2 separate regions of the Homo sapiens genome follow, and region 1 is linked to region 2. The links are chromatin contacts, found by Hi-C in ENCODE. All regions are on one chromosome and are shown on one strand. The core of a region is the stretch at or near the end of the contact, and the rest is flanking DNA. Distances in the headings are between cores, read along the strand shown. Region 1 holds the start of LIN28B-AS1 (LIN28B antisense RNA 1). Region 2 holds the start of PNKY (long intergenic non-protein coding RNA PNKY).

Region 1 (5,592 bases), core at 2,350-4,849, 6.1 Mb before region 2:
TGAAATATATATGCATATATTTCCTATAGTCATGATGCTACTTGAATCCCTACACAATTTCTGTGTACTGTACAGTTTTCAGTCAGATTTAGCAGGGACCAATATGGCTGTCTTGATTCAGCACTGTGGCCAGCGACTTTGTCGAGCATCATTGTGTCAGAGAAATCCAACACAATAATGTACATGTATACAAGTACATGGTGGGCAAGTTTCTCAAAACAATGAGATTCTGTATTTCATATATTCGAAGACTTATTCATATAAATCAACCTGAAGTATTTGAATGTAAAGAATTTCCATTGTTCTTCTTGGCAAGCTAGAAATACTTTACTTTGTGGTTCATCAAAAACAGTAGTTATTTGTAAAGAAAATACAGTCCCTTTAAAAGTCAAGGAAATAAGGTACAGGTTCAAAAGTATTTAAACAAAAAAAACTGAGTATCTGAGAATTTTAAAAGAAAATTAAATTCTATTAAAAAATACCTAATAAGAAAACGCTTTAGTTGTCCAAAAATTTGTAACGCCACTTTCATAATCAATAATTTAATTACTTCTAAATTGATTCATCCCTGTATGCCCATGTTTCATTTTTTAAATCAATGCAACTTTGGATTAAGATAAATGTTTATAGATCATTTCCTGACCTGAACTTGCTAATACAGTCCCCAAATTTGGTAGCTGTGCCTAGCGCTTCAATTATTTTTAAAGAGACATCACTCACACCTGAAGACTGTTATTCATACATGTTTTATTTAATAACTTATTTTCTTCCTTTAATCATGATTTGTAAATTATGACAGCAGTGTGTCACAAAACCCTAATCATGTTACCAGATCAGATACCAAGCATTATCAAACTTTTAGGCAGGTAAGATCTATTTAATCTTCTCTTTCTTCAGAGTAAACCGGAAAAAAAAAGCCAAACTTAAATTCACCGTATTTTGGGATTTATATGTGCAATAAACTTAAAAACAAGTTATTCTGAAGACTAACTTTGAGCACTACTATTTTAAATCTCGATTTGCTTCCCTTACAAAGTATAAGATTGACATACCTCGCCTCACAACCTAGCGATTTTTAAATTTAAATCTTGACTAATTTCACAACAAACTTTTTATTGTTTCTGAAGTCTAGCAGAGAACATACATAGTAAGACACCATACAGTCTGACAAGGATTAATGAGAATATAATTATTGAATCATTTAGTTCCAGATCTATTGAGAAGCACCTATAAAGTTACCAAAAACCAATATGCATTACAACCCGATCCAATTCCTTAAATTTTTATGACCTTATATTGTAAAGCAAAGATTAGCTGATCCTACTTGTAAAATGGAAAAGTCAAATAAAACTTTTTTATTCATTGGTAGAAGAGGCCTTGTGTCAGTTTCATTTCTAAAGCTCTGTAGGAAATTAAGCACACTGGATTGCTGTGTTTCATACATGCAAAGATAAATAATTTGGCAGGCAAGAACCTTCCCTAAGATGGACAAGGGTGTAATTATTATTGAAAATGGAATACTGATTATTACATTCTCTTCTGTTAATTTATCATATGACTCCTCTATAAAATCTATGCAAATTCACAGCAGAAGAAAAAAAGGCATAAATTTCATAGCAAATTTATTTTTTCATACAAATTGGCATATATTTCCAAGAATTCACCCTTAACTTTCAAATCTTCCCTGAAAGCTTTCATAAAACTGTGATGTTTTATACTTATTGTTGGACGTAAAAATGTGCTTTTTAAAAAAGCACTTTTGCATTATCTAAGTAAATATGGTAATAACCAGCACCAAAAAAAGAAACATTAATATTTTCTTGATTAAAAATCACTTTAAGTCATATTTTCCCAGCAATGTTGTAAAACGTTTTAAATTCATTCTAATACTAGTTGTCAGGTGTAATTTTCACTTCCACAGTATTTGTGATCGATAAATAAAAAACTACAATAGAATAGGAGTATAATTTATTTTCCCCTTGCATTAACAATAATAGGTATAAAAATCTACAGTGGAGAATTTAGTTCCATGAACAGTGACACTTGGCAACCTTAAAAACCTACGGATGAAAACAAACCCACAAAGAACTGAAGGGAACTCAAGGAAACACAGGCACCTAAGATTTCATTCTGTGTTACATGAAACAATTCAAAATGGCGGACTTACTATTACTTACATTTAAGAAATTTCCGCAATAAGGGCACTAAATACATACTGTTAGATTTTACTCGAAAACACTCAATATTTACCAACGTGCAATTTTTAAAAAAAGTTTTTGGAGTACAAATCTTCACAAAGCACCCGCATCCAATGTTCCAGTCAGTAGTCAGTTAATGCTCCTGCAAACGTATCATTTCCTCTTTGGTTTTTCCTTTTCAAAAACAACCTAAATCCAAGTGCGTTCTTCCCCGTTCTTTTCAAAATCCTTAATTTTAATTCATGAATTTACATCACCGATACCAAAGCAAAAACGATCCCCGACGCCTGCCCGGTACAAAGCAGTTCGGCTTGCGGAGCGCGAAAGGGAGGTGCGCACGCCCTCTGGCGGCGCGGCCCCGTGCGTCCCAGACGAGCCGGCACCGGCCGCGAGGACCCGCCGCCGGGACCCCAGCCTGCGCCGCACCCTCGCGCCCTGCGCCCCCGCGTGGCCTGCGCCCCCGCCCTGCCCCGCCCCGCCCTCCCGCTCCAAGCCGGCTTTGGCCGCCCGGCAGCAACCGCAGCGGCGAGCCTGGGCGGCCGCTGTGGCAACGCAGTGCCCACACCGGGCGCCGACCCAGCAGCACCGAGCGGGGAGAGAAAGGTGTGAACCCGGAAGTACATCGACTGCCCGCGTCTTAGCGGCAGCACCGGGGCAATAAATCAGGGCCGGCGAAGGAAAGACGCGGCGCGCCGGCTTCCGAACCGCAACTTGCTGCGAGACCTGTCACTTCCCCGCGGTGCCCAGTCCTCGCCCCTCCCTGGCGCTCGCGCCTCCTCTTTTCTTCCTGCTCCTCAGCACGGAGCTCCCCTCGACGTTGCTCACGTGCCAGACTCGGGACCGCGAGCGGCGTCCGCACCCGCACGCACACCCGGCCACGCTCGCACTCGCGCGGCCGCGGGGCCGGCTGCTTACCTCCGGGGCCTCATGGTCGCGTCGCTAGCCTGGGTGTGAGAGGGGGAGAGGGTGTGAGGACGTGTGTGGCGTTCAGTCCCGAAGGACGGGGCGGAGGAAGGGGCCTGGAGTCTGTCACTTCCTGAGGGAGCGCGGAGGTCGAGAGACCTGTGAGGCGCGCGGCGGGGCCGGGAGGGTCAGCACATTGTGAGCCGGCAAGGGGACGCGGAACAGCCGGGCGGCGCGCGGCCACCGGGCACGGAATCCGCTGTCGCCACCACTCCGCCGCCGCAGCCCGGCGAGTGGCGGGGCGCGGGGAGGAGGGGGCTGAGCCGGGTGGGGGAGCGCGGGGCGCGGCGGCGGCACCAGGCGGTTCGACTGGAGCCCTGCGTCAGCCGGCGGCACGCGCACACCTGCCCGCCGCCGCTACCGGCCGCGTCATTGGCTGCCGGCGCCGAGCGCGCGAGATTGAACCTTCCATTCATTCCAGGGCCGGGCGGGCGAGCGCGGCCGCGGTGGAGCTTTACCGCGGGCGCCCCCGAACCCCCGAAGCGCGTCCCCGCGCAGGCCGTGGGCGCGCACGGCCGCTGCCGCCGTTTGTTCTGGTGGAGGCTGCGAGTGCCTGGGCCTGTGACTCCCGGCTCTCCGCGCGCAGCGTCAGTCTGGGAGGGAAGCTCACATGGCGGTCCCTAGGGTGCGACTGGAGGGAGGCGGGACGATGCTACTCCTTGCTCCCCAACCTGACACCTTGGTGCGGTAAAACTGTAAGAAGGTAACAAAATCATATCTGAAGCCCAGGTCTTCTTTTCTTTTACTACAGATGCCCTGGACATCATTCCGAACAGCACAATTCAAGGTAATAATAGTCATGTATTTCAGAATCCAGTGAGCATGGTAGACAATGCCAGAAGTTTGGGGAACCTACTGTCAGCTGTTTCTTTTCCTAAACAATAAGATACTCAACGTCAAATTGGATGATACAAACTTAATCATCATCACTCAAAGAGCCACAAGATCTGGGGCCAAAAATACTGTGATATATACACATATTTAGCTTGGTATTTTGGTATATGTTCCCAAAATATCACTGCTTTCTCTCCTATAATTTTCTACCTGATAATTTTATAGTTCTTTCTTATACTTTGGGTAGTTTCTCATCAGACTTTCAGAACTAAACAGTACTAGTCAATCATTATCTGACCAGCTAAAAAATCGAATATCGCCTTGTAATCTGGACTGTTCTGTGGAACTGACTAAAGGGATTAAATATTTCAGCAAACTAAAAATTTGTTCAAAAATTTAAAATATAGGAAATCAAATTAAAAGTGGAAAACTTTTCAAATGAAAACACTTTCATTTGAAAGTAACTAATAAAGGCCAGTTCACTGGCTACTATTGTATGACTAAAAGGCAAATCTCCAAACCGTTGCTGTGTGATGATACATTTCTCCCTTCCAATTTCTGGATTGGGATTAAGAAACCAATGTATCTATCAAGGGTAACCACAGTCTAGAAAAAAGCATCTCTGGCCTGGGAGTGAGATCAATGCAGACAAACTGATCAGAAGCAAAATCCTGTTGTGACCCCTCCTAAGAATTTTCCACATTGGCTACCACCTTCAGCAAATTCCCTGGATGGCTGCTCAACTTTCCATTGAGCTAGTGGAGTGAATACCACTTACTTTAAAGATGCCTTTTCACTGGCAAGTATGTAAAGTATTTCTTACATTACTTTGCGAAGTAGTACAGAGGATTCTTTCAGATACAATTCTTAGTTATAATCATTGTATCAATTTACACTATGATTTCAAATATAATTTAGAGGAAAAAGATGTGGACATTGATTACTAGAAATGAAAAACAGCAATTAATTATATCACCATCTGAAATGTGATATGCTTTGACTTTAAAGCATTATAGTAATTTTTTATTTATGAGTAGAGCTTACAAATGCACTTACAGAATGAACTGTTTTTTTTAATAGCTATGTTTCTAGGTATTTTGTAAGCCTTTCAGCATTTAAGTGTGATGTATATTTATGCAATACCTATTTAAAGTCCTGAGAAGAATTGTAAACAGAAAATAAAAAATTAAAACACAACCCAGGGTTAGTATCCCAGCACTCAAGAGTTCATCCTTTTTTTTGATTTCAAACTAGTTATCATCATGCCATCATGCTCCTGTGACACAAATAAAAAATGGGACATTATAATATTTAATGTATTATTTCATATAAGGTACCCGAAAGGGGCGATGATGAACATTGATAGGCTAAGCATTAAGGAGTATGTTAGCATGATTAGAAATGAATGAAAAGCCATAAGAACAAAGGAATTTATCATTTACGTATGGCTCTTGGCAATTTCTTTTTCTTTTCAGGTTTTTTTTTTTTTCTTGAGACAGGGTCTCACTATGTCCCCCAGGCTTGAGTGCAGTAGTGCAATCTTGGCTCACTGCAGCCTCCACCTTCTGGGTTCACGGGATTCTCGTGCCTCAGTCTC
Region 2 (5,795 bases), core at 187-2,686:
GTAAAGCGAATCAACAGTTACTGCCGGGAAGGGAATGACAGACCCCAGGGAACCTGGATCGCGTCCCCACCTCTCACCCCTCGCTCTATCGCTGGTTTTGCCGGCGGTCGTAGGCTTGAGAGGGCAGCCAAATCAACGCTCAGAGGGAGCATTTTGGGGCCTCTGAGCATCTGAATCCAGACAGCAGACTGGAGCGGGCCAGAAAATTCATCATGACTAACAAGGAGTCATGCTCTTTGGAGAGTGGCTGAGCTGTTTATAAATCACCACGTTGAGCACCCGCCCGGGCAAGACGCTTTGGCTGAGAATTTCCACGTGTCCTGTGTTTATGAGCGTGTGTGGGGGAGAGAAATGGATAGGGGAGGGGCGAGCCCACAGGCCGCCAGCAGGACGGACCTGCACCCCCACCACGCGCGCACCCGCGCGGCGAGGCGAGGCGAGGACACACACAGCGTGTCGCTCCGTCCCAGCGCAAGCGCGGGGCCACTCTGGCCGCGCGCCTGGGGGCTGCTAGGAATCCCATAACTTTGTCTAGCTAGGAAAAAATGAACAAGTCCGAGCCTCAGCGCGCAGACTCAGCGACTGGTGCCCGCGGCTCCGCAACCGCGAGCCAAGGGGCTGGGTGGCGGGCAGAACCGCCTTCTCCCGGCTTCGGCCCTGCGTCCCCTGTGCTAGGCGCGTGACTTTCCCTGGGCCTTGGGGAGCGCACAGACAGCCCGCCAGCCGCATCTTCTCCTGACATGTCGTGCCTTTCTTTTCGCGGACCTGGAGCTCAGAGCTCCCACGGACAGAAGAATCCAGCCCTGGGGAAGGGCCGCGTCCAAGTGCTAAGCAGCTCATACTTCTCCCCCACCTTTCTGGGGCAGGTGTCTGCTTTTCTCTGGATTTAATTTCACATTTCTCGAGGCACAAGGCCTTCTGCAGCCCATAGGATGATACACTCGAAAGAAGAATGAAGTTTTCAAACACATCTTCGAAGGAACTGAGGCGGCCTGGCTCTGAATCAATTTAAAAGTTCCTCCTCCTCTTATCTTTCTCTCCACACCCCACCCCACACCCCCGCCCTCCTCCCGGCATAGGGCGCTAGTGTGAGGGGACAAGAATAGGCTGCACGTGTACATCAAAACTTCCTGTCTGCGATAGGACATCACCGGCGATTAATGCTGAGATCCTTCCCACGTTGACTTCCCAGGTCTCAACTCCAACTTCCATCCCCGTCTCATTTCGCTGGCGGCCAAGGAGCCGAAACGTTCCCAACAGGGTTTAATATACCCAATAAATCCCCGGGAGTACACAAAGAAATAGCCTACCCGGGGCCTCAGTCTCTGCACCCCACCCCCACCCCCAAGCGCGGCCAATCACCGGGCGGGCCAGGCTGGGCTCGCACCGCGGCTCTGAGCAACACCTCCCCACGAGCTACCGCCGCCTCCCCTCCAGGCGCCAGGGGCCCGGTTGGCGCGAACGCCGGGTTCCGAGCACCCTGGGCTTCCTTGTCTGCCTCCCAGCGCGGCACCTCTTCGGGGCTCCCGAAACCTGAGCTCTCGCTGGTTTTAGGTCCAGACTGGGGCCTCTCCACCGGTTCCTCCCCCGCCCCGGGCTCTGGGGCCCATTCTTTGGGCTGACCCTGTCAGGGCAGAGTCCGCGCGTCTGCCTGCCATTCTCCGCCCGCATAAAAGCACGTTGAAGGTGTCTCGGGCAGACACCTCCAGGTTTTGAATCAGTTTATTCCCTTTCACTGTTCAAAGCAGCTGTTCAAATACACAGGCTGCTTACGTTGACGTGGAGAGGATTTCAAACAACGCTAAAATGCTTTGAACTGACAAGGTGTCTTGATATCTCCCTCACTCCATCCAGCACAGCTCCTCGAGATCACTCGCTAGGACAATGGCTGAGCAGGCGATTCGTGCGGGCCTCGCCACCTCGGGGCGCGGACTGCGGGGTGTCCTAAGCCCCTTCCGCAAGGACAGGATGGAGGCACCTGTAAGGAGATGCTGGCGCCACCCCAGCTTCTCCCAGGTCCGGAGGAACCTCTACTCAGTCAATACCCTGAGCTGGACTTGTCTGAAGAAACGGAGCCGACTCCCTCTTGCCGGGGTGCGCTGAGTGGAGGGGAAACATCCTCGAATAACAGAACTACACCAAAAAGACACCCATGTTATCTCTCACACTTTCACACTCCTCGAGATAGTGAGCCGGACCTGGGTCTTAGTAGCACCCAGTACCTTGACACAAACCTCCCAAATTTCCACCTGAGTAACAGTTATGGGGTCAGTCCATGCACTGTAACTTGAACTCTAATTTATTAACTATTTCATCTAGTAAACACACTCACACCATATATAAAATAGCATTTATTTATTTCTATATACCAGGAGTTGGCAGAAAACCCACCGTGACCACTCCCATACATTGAGCTGGAGGCACACAATTACTAAAACAGAGGTGAAATGGTATTCATTTGATCTTAATTTTTTCTTATTTATGTAGTCCCAGGATAATAGAAATCAGGAAACAAAAGAAAACAAAGAATTTTCTGAGGAGATGGCCATTGGGGGAGTGGAGGTAGCAGCTGGTTTAAACCTAAGTAAAACTAGAAAAAGAAACTGCTGTTTCCTTTTTCTTATATCCACCTTAGAGGATCATGTTTGAACGTCCCTACTCCTCCTCCTCTTTTTAAAAAGCCTTGTCTCAGTCATTCATTCCTGTGCTTCCTGCTCTTCTGCTAGACCCCAGCAGCTGTTTGATTTGGTGAGGCCCCCCTCCAACCTCTGAGTGGAACTTCTTTTCTAAGGGCCTGCAGAATGTCAAAACTGAGGCTCTGGCTTCGGAGCTAGAGCTTTGAACAGCCAATCCACACAAAAAGGCAGCTGGCTGCTTTAATGAAAACTGCTATAAAGCTTCAAGAACTTTAGCCTTGGGGGATGCATTTATAAGGAACATGGAAAATGCATTTCCAAGTTGCTGGTTCTTGGGAGAGACATAATAAACATTTACCAAAAAAAAAAAAAAAAAAAAAAGGATAGAACTTACTATCTTTAATTATGCAGCAGCATATTTTTTCCTGAAGAAATAAAGCTTCCAATAAATTTGTATGTTACTGTCTATACCTATATTTTGCAAATTCCTAAATGTGCATCTGTCCTTGTGTAATAAAAGGTCTTGAAGAATGAAAAGTTTTCTGAAAGTTGAAACTCTCCTACGTCATATGCTTGGCAACTCTGTCCATACCTCACATACAAACAATTCTATTTTACCTTCACTACTGTGTAAACCAGTGAAATATAATGTCCTTAATTCAGTATTTGAAATAAAATTATCTGTATTTATAGATACTAATATCTTTCCCTTTTTCTTCAAGTTATAAATTTTATCATTAAAACAGTCCCCCCTTTGTAGTCTGCAAGTGAATATTTTATATACAGGGATGGCTTGAAGACATCTAACACCATGTCACCCAGATAGTCTAGCTGTTTCAAGGATTACTTTGAGTAATTTATCAAAGGAAGCCTGCTAAATCCTGAGCGGTGAATATGAGGCCTTAGGAGGGAGAAAACATAAAGGAAGCATTCCGTCGGTGTATAAGATAAATTCTGTTTGGAGGAGTTAATATAGCTTGTTTATACGAAATCTCAGAAACAGAACAAAAATCTCAGAAACAGAACAGGAGACAATTGGTGGCTTCCAGTTTGCTTCCCGCAATTTCACTTTCAAAGGACTAACAGTTAAATGACCTCTTAACAATGGAGCCTAAAGGTGTCTGTGTGTGTGTGTGCGCGCGCGTGTGTGTGCGCGCACACGCACACACAGGCACGCTCGCATTTTCTCCCCCTAGCCTTAAAGCAGGTGGATGGCTGGCCACCAGTAGGGGATGACAACTCTTTGATAAATTAAAGTGATTTCAACAGAAACCTCCTTAGCTCTAAAGCATTTGGAAATGTACTGGGATGAAGCTCTTGCTAGAGCTCCTGGCTTCTCTCATCCTCTGGAGCAATTTTCGAAGAGGAAGGCAAGCTAGGGACGAGTGCACTAACATACACCTGCGCACAGAGGCGGACTGGGGAAGTGGGAGGAGGGTGTACTCAGCTATTTCACTGAAGCCATTTTCAAGGGCTAGGGCTGTTGCTCCAGCCCTGGGATAAACAGGCGTATTTGGTTGAAGTTGGACTTCAGTTCTCTTATTCTGCCTGCACACAGCACGAATGCAAATCCTTCTGAAGTGTACAAGTGCACTTAACAATTGTGTCGTTAGTGTCCGGGAGGACGGCGGTTGGGGGGGGATGGGGGGGTGGGCGGGGAGGGGAGCAGGTGGTGCACGGGCGGGAGAGATGCTTTTCTGGAGAGCAGTTAACCACAGTCGTAATAACTGTGGGCCAAAATCTTCTGCTAGGTCTCAGAGTTTCGAATCTGTCATTCTAGACAGCTTTTGGACATCATAAAGTTAGAGATGATTGTATTTTTAAAGACAGGTTTCCAGAATTTGGGTCCTGGGAACATAGGGGCAGACGTTGGCCGGAAGAGGAGGCAGGAAGAGGAAGCCTTAGGCAGATTGGAGCAGGGAGACCTCCTGGCTCCTCTTGTCTTTTCTGAGAGTTTTCGATGGTAATCTAGGGCAGCCGGGTCCCAGCATTAAATGCAAAATAGGAAAACAGAACACGGCCGAGTCATAGGCCTGATCATATTAACGCCCTAGGTCAGAGGGAGAGAATAATGAATAGGCACGGAGCTCAGTTCGTGGAAGGGAACTTAATTAACCTTGGGAGAGTGAAAGAAAGTCAGAGATCATGCCTAGTACTTCGGTCTGGGGTGCTTATATTAATATGTGTGTGTGTGTGGTGTGTGTGTGTTGGGCAGGGGAGAAGTGTAGTCTGCTCAATGCATTTTTCTAATATATATATTTTTAACCCTGGAAAAAGCTGGAGTTACTCCTCAGGGCCATCCAAACACCCACACAATCCCTGCAGGGAACTCCCCTGCGGGAGCCCCCGAACTCGGTAGTGAGGTCCTGTGTCCTAGCCTCGGCCCGCGTGGGGGGATCAGTGGGGGTAGAAAGCGAGAGCTAAGGCTTCCCAGCGCCCTGGACTGACCCGGGGAGAGACTGCTATGGAAAGGATGGAGGTGGGGGTGGCGGGGAGGGATGTTCCGTGGTCGAAGAGCGCCTAGGCAGGTCCTGGCTGGGATCCGGGGGAGGAAGACGAGGGCGAGAAGCAGGAGGCCGGGCCATTGTCCAGGGAGGGCGCATTTTTGTCCGGATGCTGCTGGTTGCTATAGCGAGGAGGGAAATCCAAACAGAAAGGCTCAGTTCGCCTCCCTCGGGCCTGGGAGCAGCCCTCCCTCCTCTTAACCAAAATAAAAGTGCCGCCTGGGGCCTGGCACCCTTTCCCTGAGAGCCGACTGCGGGCTCGAGGAGAAGGGCCCGGAGGACCTGGGCACTGAGCAAGGGAAGGGGGGCCGGCCCCGCGGGGAATGGCCAAGCAGCTTACTGCTGGAGCAGGCAGAAAGCCCCAGCTACCCTCCCCATTTCGTCCCCCAGCCCAACTGTTTTCCTGTCCCTATTTTGTTTAGGAAAAATCCCACAACTTTCTCCAACTTATGCCTTCTCAGTAGTTGAAACCCCTTCTCCGTCTGGGCTCATGTCAGCGATTCCGCGTTGAAGGCGCGGTCCTAGCAGAGGGACCCGCACGCGGCGCGGACAGTGTACAGAGGAGCGGCAATACCAGCGGCAGAACGGCCTGTTAGGAGAGTTTAAAAATCACTCAAAGGAAAAACTTACTAGAAAGAAGTGTAGTTGCAAATTT

The links. Hi-C counts contacts between places; a loop is a spot of excess contacts on that map. Pooled maps may share reads with other maps.
Region 1: a pooled map shows a loop between it and region 2 (15-fold over the local background). The contact joins the promoter of LIN28B-AS1 here to the promoter of PNKY in region 2. A Hi-C loop is called at or near these places in 4 of 37 single-sample maps with no recorded cell type and 10 of 50 pooled maps.

The regions. Positions count from the first base shown.
Region 1 is chr6:104,938,534-104,944,125 of GRCh38, reverse strand. It overlaps LIN28B-AS1 (LIN28B antisense RNA 1), which reads left to right and starts at 3,599. Exons shown (of 3, transcript NR_046407.1): 1 at 3,599-3,748; 2 at 3,913-3,948. It also overlaps a transcript of LIN28B not described here. RefSeq lists an enhancer at 2,543-3,377.
Region 2 is chr6:98,827,341-98,833,135 of GRCh38, reverse strand. It overlaps PNKY (long intergenic non-protein coding RNA PNKY), which reads left to right and starts at 1,436. Exons shown (of 1, transcript NR_148381.1): 1 at 1,436-2,995. RefSeq lists an enhancer at 4,786-5,795.